Linked DNA regions of Homo sapiens: region 1 is linked to region 2. A link is a contact called in ENCODE Hi-C or POLR2A ChIA-PET data. All regions are on one chromosome and are shown on one strand. Each heading gives the region's core, a stretch centred on a gene start or an enhancer-like site at or near the end of the contact. The rest is flanking DNA. Distances are from core to core; before and after follow the strand shown.

What was found. A loop is a pair of places that touch in the nucleus more often than their neighbours do. ChIA-PET counts read pairs that join two places held with the same protein, here RNA polymerase II (POLR2A). Pooled maps may share reads with other maps.
Region 1: a loop to region 2 is called in a map with no recorded cell type, with 2.4 times the contacts of the local background. The contact joins two enhancer-like sites. A Hi-C loop is called at or near these places in 2 of 37 single-sample maps with no recorded cell type and 4 of 50 pooled maps. POLR2A ChIA-PET finds 5 or more read pairs at or near these places in 1 of 52 experiments (H1).

The regions. Positions count from the first base shown.
Region 1 is chr2:111,056,966-111,059,789 of GRCh38, reverse strand. All of the region lies in intron 16 of ACOXL (acyl-CoA oxidase like), which reads right to left. Among named protein-coding and RNA genes, the nearest start is that of ACOXL-AS1, 57 kb to the left of the region's middle. RefSeq lists an enhancer at 2,296-2,495. Within about 2 kb of position 1,554, at least 2 of the 41 ENCODE cell types and tissues checked have a DNase peak (open chromatin) inside an H3K27ac peak, as active enhancers do.
Region 2 is chr2:111,156,654-111,159,353 of GRCh38, reverse strand. The region is part of intron 3 of BCL2L11 (BCL2 like 11); the gene reads right to left. Among named protein-coding and RNA genes, the nearest start is that of BCL2L11, 37 kb to the right of the region's middle. Within about 2 kb of position 1,358, at least 3 of the 41 ENCODE cell types and tissues checked have a DNase peak (open chromatin) inside an H3K27ac peak, as active enhancers do.

The DNA.
Region 1 (2,824 bases), core at 305-2,804, 100 kb after region 2:
TCTTCTCTCTTTTTTTTTTTTCCTTTGTGTGCGTTAGCTTTTTCCAGGTTGCCAGCTTCTTCAGCTCTAACTCTGGAATGTATGAGGCACAAACAAAATTCAGGGAGTTCCTGCTGTGTCATTCTTTGGGTCTTGAGGTTCCTAGCTTGGTCTACTTTCTAGTTCTTACCTTTCAGAATCTTTTATGTTTGTTTTAAACGTAATGTCCAGTGTTTTTAGTTGGACTTAGCAGAAGGAATAGGGATGAGTATGTCTCCAGCATCTTCCTGGGAAAAATGTGCATTTTTGAAATATATATTGTATGGTTGGGTGTTATTTTTCATCCAATCTGAGAGCCTTCCACTTTTAATAGAAGGTTTGTCTCACTTATGTAATAAATCTTAATCCTGATATTGAATGTTATGTTTTGTGTACTTTCAAAATGTAACACATTAATCAATTATCAATAGGCTGTTATTAGCTGCCCTTTCCATCAGGCAAGGTTTTCAGGAACACACCAAGTTGCCTTGTTCCCATCCCAATTCCAGTTTTTTACTATTATTATTATTTTATAGAGACAGAGTCTTGCTGTATTGCCCAGGCTAGAGTACAGTGGTTCAATCATACCTTAATGTAACCTCAAATTTCTAGGTTCAGGTGATTCCCCAGCCTCAACCTCCTGAATAACTGGAACTACAGGCATGTACCACCTTGCCTGGCTAATTTACTTTTTAGAATTTTTTGTAGAGATCTATGTTGCCCAGGCTGGTCTTGAACTCCTGGCCTCAAGTGATCCTTCTTCCTCAGCCTCCCAAAGTGCTGGGATTATAGGCATGAGACACTGCCCTGGCTCATCCTGTCATTTTTACAGTTCTAGAAGAGATAAAGGTGGAAAGATTTTCCCAAAGATGAAAACATTCCATCAGGAGACCCAAGAAGAGGAAGTGATTGGTTGACTGGGGCCTTCATGGTGGCCATTTTTCTGACATTTCATCCAGAACTAATTCCCTCCCTCCTTTTTTTATCCTTCCCTTCCTTGCTTCTTGTGTACTGGGCATTTTCCTGGGTTCTGGGAGAGGAAGGGAGCAGATCAAACCAGTATTTTTCTTTTTCCCCATCTCAAAGTTTTTATCTATGGTGCTTTGTGGGTTTCTTTTTTTCCAATAGACTTTTGAACATTGTGAAATTAGCCAAAAAGAAAGCAGCTAAAATTTAGTAAGGGCAAGAGGAAGAGTTAAGCAGGTGCAGAGAGCAGAAATCTTCAAGTCTCTTAACGTTTCCAGTTTTTAATCAGGGTGCAAATGTGGTTGGTTGACGGCAGGGAGCTGCTTCAGTGTGACTGCTAGGCTTTGCTGCCTTCGTCAATCCATCCAGCGTGACTTCCCATATAACTTTAGTGTTTACATCCCCCTCACTGTGTGCTGAAAAGTCTGGGATCCCCCTAGACACCTGGTAATTCTGTTAATGTCTGCTAGTCTGGATCCATATCTCAGAAGCTCCCTGATGGAATTTCTCCGTGCTCTTGGCAAGTCACAAAAGAGATGTCTCCTGGGAACTTTAGCATCTTGATCTCTATTTAAATGGTGAAATGATAAGTCTTGGCCAGGCCCTGTTCTCTCCTCCCACTAACTTTAGTCTCCGAGAGCCAAATTTTGCTCTCAGTTTCCTATATATGACTTCTACCAAATCCTTCTAATTTTCTTTTGTCTCTAGTGATTTCCTCTCCTGCTGTCCTGTCTTCTAAAGCAGTCTGAAATGAAATCTGCCCCCAGAGCTGTGCACAGAGGAAATGGAGAACAGATCATTCAAGAAGGAACACCCCACCCGCAAGCCGTGCTAGACTCGCATGGGTAGGCATCCCCAAAGCGTTGCACCCTCCACGCCTGGGCGGCTCGCTGCTTTTCTGAACACCAGGATTTGTACTTCCTAGCTGGTTCTCCATTTAGATACTTATTTAGATGCTTGACAATGAAGTATCAAGGAGCAGAGCAGGTGTAATGTCCTCATATACTGCTGCCATCTGTGCGCTCATATGCTCCTCTTAGGCAGTCGGGCACATGTAGAGCTTGCTTCTGATGGCATTTGGATTGGAAAGACATTGGCCCATTTCTCCTTATAGCAGAACTTTGTGGAGGAGCTAGGCGAAGTGTAAATGCACAGACAGCAGAGCAGATCTGTTTGTGGCAAGAGAGGGAACCCCTCTGCCTTCCCCCTCCTAATCCCCTACCACCCCTCTCCCTCTCTACTCCTGGCCCCTGGCCTGGACACCATGCTTTCAGAATAATTCTAGAGCAACTATTAGCTGTTGATGGCTTCTGCTGCATTCCCTCCCAGAGACACCTAACTTTGACATTAACTACTGGAAGGCCCGTAAAGTCTTCCGAGCCAAGGAAGGAATATTGAATGCTATAATTTCAAGACAGCTATAGGTCAGCTGGGGAAATGTGCACAGCAAGAATGGAAGTTTCTGGATACCCCTCCCCTGGGAAGGCAGCTGTCTGGGGCCCCTATTTTGGCAGTCAGCTCTCAAGGCATGCATCAGTGCACCTGAAACACTCTATAAATGGAAAAGTCAGAACACAACGTGTCACATCGACACCACCAGCATGCACAGTGGAACCCACACAGTTGGTTAAATTTAAATTCCTGCAGAGACATGGGGACTTAGCTCAAATATCACCTCCTCAGGGGAGTCTTCCCTAAACCCAGGTTGAGTTGAGTGCCCAACTGAGTGCTCCACTAGCTTCCCAAATTCCTTTGCTCTCGGCACTTAGCCCACTCCAAGGTGCTGAAGTGTCTGTCTCACCTATTTGTCAAGGAGCTACCTGAGGGTGAGGGCCACATT
Region 2 (2,700 bases), core at 109-2,608:
TGCCAGGGTAGCATTCCCTATGCTGTTTTGCAGCCAGTGACTACAGAGGTCAAGCAAGTGACTCAAAGTGCAGCTGAAGACAGTGGCAGGACAGGATGGGTACTCTTGGCCCACATGAAGATGGAATGCCAGAAGCAGGAAAGAAGTTAAACGAGGGCTTTCAGGCCAGCACCTTCCCTCCTCGCACACCCTGTGCCTGTGCCTGTGCCTCTGCTGGGAAGGGCCCGTTGCTCCTCAGACCTGAAAGGGGCCTTGTTTCAGGCTGAGCTGAGGCCACAGAGGTTCTGGAGTGCGAATTGAGAATCACTAAGTGATTCCTACAATGCAGCTCAGAATACAGCCCACTCATCCATGCTCCAAAGGCAGGGCTGACACCCACTGGGCCCAAGGACTCGGTAAGTACAACACAGACCTAGACATAGCATGGCTCAAAGGGGACTTAAATTAAGAAAGCGCAAATGTGTGTAACACAATTTAAAAAAAAAGGTTGAGATCAGACATGACATCAAGGAGTTATCCTGGGAACCAGGGGTGAGATGTGCTGTAAGAGAGCCACAGTTTAGTTAAGAGTTTCCTGGCAGTCAGAGCAACGAGGGAAAAACGACAATTTCATTGTCATATCAAAGCAAGCTCAATTCCTAATTCTAAGAGGCATTCAAAAACAAGGTATACCTATAGAACTCTGAGATGCAGAGGAATTTAACTTACTCAAAAACTTGTTTCTTACAGAATTTCAACAGTAAATGTATAGGATGTCCTGAAACTTATTTTTTATATATATTTAAGTGTTTATATATATACTATAAATTATTATACATTATATATAATAGGAGGCTGAATTTTGGACTGTGAGACCAGGAAGGACAGAGGGAATCTCTGCTCCAGGCTCAGGCAACTGAGGAAGCAGTCTCTCTGGTTGGTGTCTGATCCCCACAGGCTGCAGAAGAGAGGGCCTGGGATGGACATCCAGGAGCCTGAGAATACCCAGGGGCTGTCACGGCATCTTTAGGGACACTGAGGTGGCAGGGTGGGACATGGAACTAGGAGTCACCCCCCTGATTCTGTTAGAACTACCACTCCACGACTCGTTCATAACCCAGCAGTCTAAACAGCATTTTAACTGGCAACTAAGTGACACAGAAGTCAGAGAGAAAAAGGCCCAGCACACAGTTGAGCATGATGTGGAGCTCTTCAGGAAGATCTGGTCTCTCTCCACTTTCAGACCAACAACCACAGTCAAACGGCAGCTGAGCTGGTATTTCAGCACTGGTTCCATATGCATGCTGTTTTCAGGTGTCAGAGGAGATTGCTACAATACTGCCCAACACCAAATCCACTTTCTATTCATCACCAAGGCAACATGGATATTTGCATAGCTTGTGCCTGCTGCACTTTGATGTCACCACAGCTGGGGAAAGGGCACTAGGAAGTTCCCTCCCAGATGCATGGTACCTTCACCCCAAACCAGGAGAGCACTCTCCCCTAGCGTTGCAAAGCTATGGGTGCTGCAGCTGATCTGCTATGGTGACAATGTGGTCTTCAGAAGTCAGATAAAAACTACATTTGCATAAACCAAACTTTTATCCTATTTTTGACACACTATTTCAAAGAAATTATGATAGTTAAGGCTTATTGTGACACAAATCTCTTCTCCAGTGAATGTCCAGGTGAGGCTGTGCACTGAGGCTCTTCAGGCAGCACAGCACAGCCCTCCACTTGGTAGGTCTCTAGCCTGTCAGACTCCAGACCTGGTGCTGGCTAAACTGGGGAACAACTCCCACCTGCCACTTCTGAAATCGTCACTGTTCTATGGCCAACCACAGAGAAGAGACAGATTGTTCTGACATCTGTGTGAGGCACCAGTAGTTGGAATATTAGATTCAGAGAAGAAACACACTGTTCCAAAATGTTTCAGCCTCAGAAAAAAGCTAAGTGAGACGTAACATAGTTTAACCACAACTAAAACCTCTCCACTTTGTTTCAGGTGGTAGAAGTCTAGTGAAGGATGATATGAGAAGCTTATTATTTTTGAACGTCTGCAGCAGGGCCAAGCCTTAGTTTGTGTGCATCTTCATTTCCTCCTCAAGAGATTTAAAAAAAACCCCAGTTAGACCTCCTGAAGTCCCCTTCCAGGCACCTGCATCTCCTTCCTCATGGTTATGTGTTAATGGCCTTGATCCAGAGCTGCAAGGCAGCCCTGCAGGTGTAGGCACCTGCCAAACAGATGAGCACTCACACGTGGTGCAAACAAGCACAAGTCCTTTAGCCCGATGCCCATCCAGCCATTTAAACACACACCAGTGCCTCAGCCTCATCTCATATTTGCCTACACCCAGACACAGCATGTGCAGTAGGGTCAAACACACAACTTGTTTAAAAAGCAGTTCCAGAGTATTTAAAAGATAGACAGGTGAACAGAGTTCCTGGCATCTCCCTTTCTAAACGCCGAAGACCCATTGAAAAATGTTTCAATTACAGTTCAAAGTGAGAGGAAACAGAATTACGATAACAGATGATAATAAGAATTTTCTAGCTCCATCTCTAAATGTTCTTACTTAATCTCCACTACATGCCTAAGGGATAGACCAGACAATTGGCCTCCTAAAGGTTAAGGGTAGAGTCAGGGCTCTAGGTCTGACCCCAAAGTCCCCACACTTCTCTGTGAGTCGTGTTTTCCTACGAGATCACACTCTGGCTTCA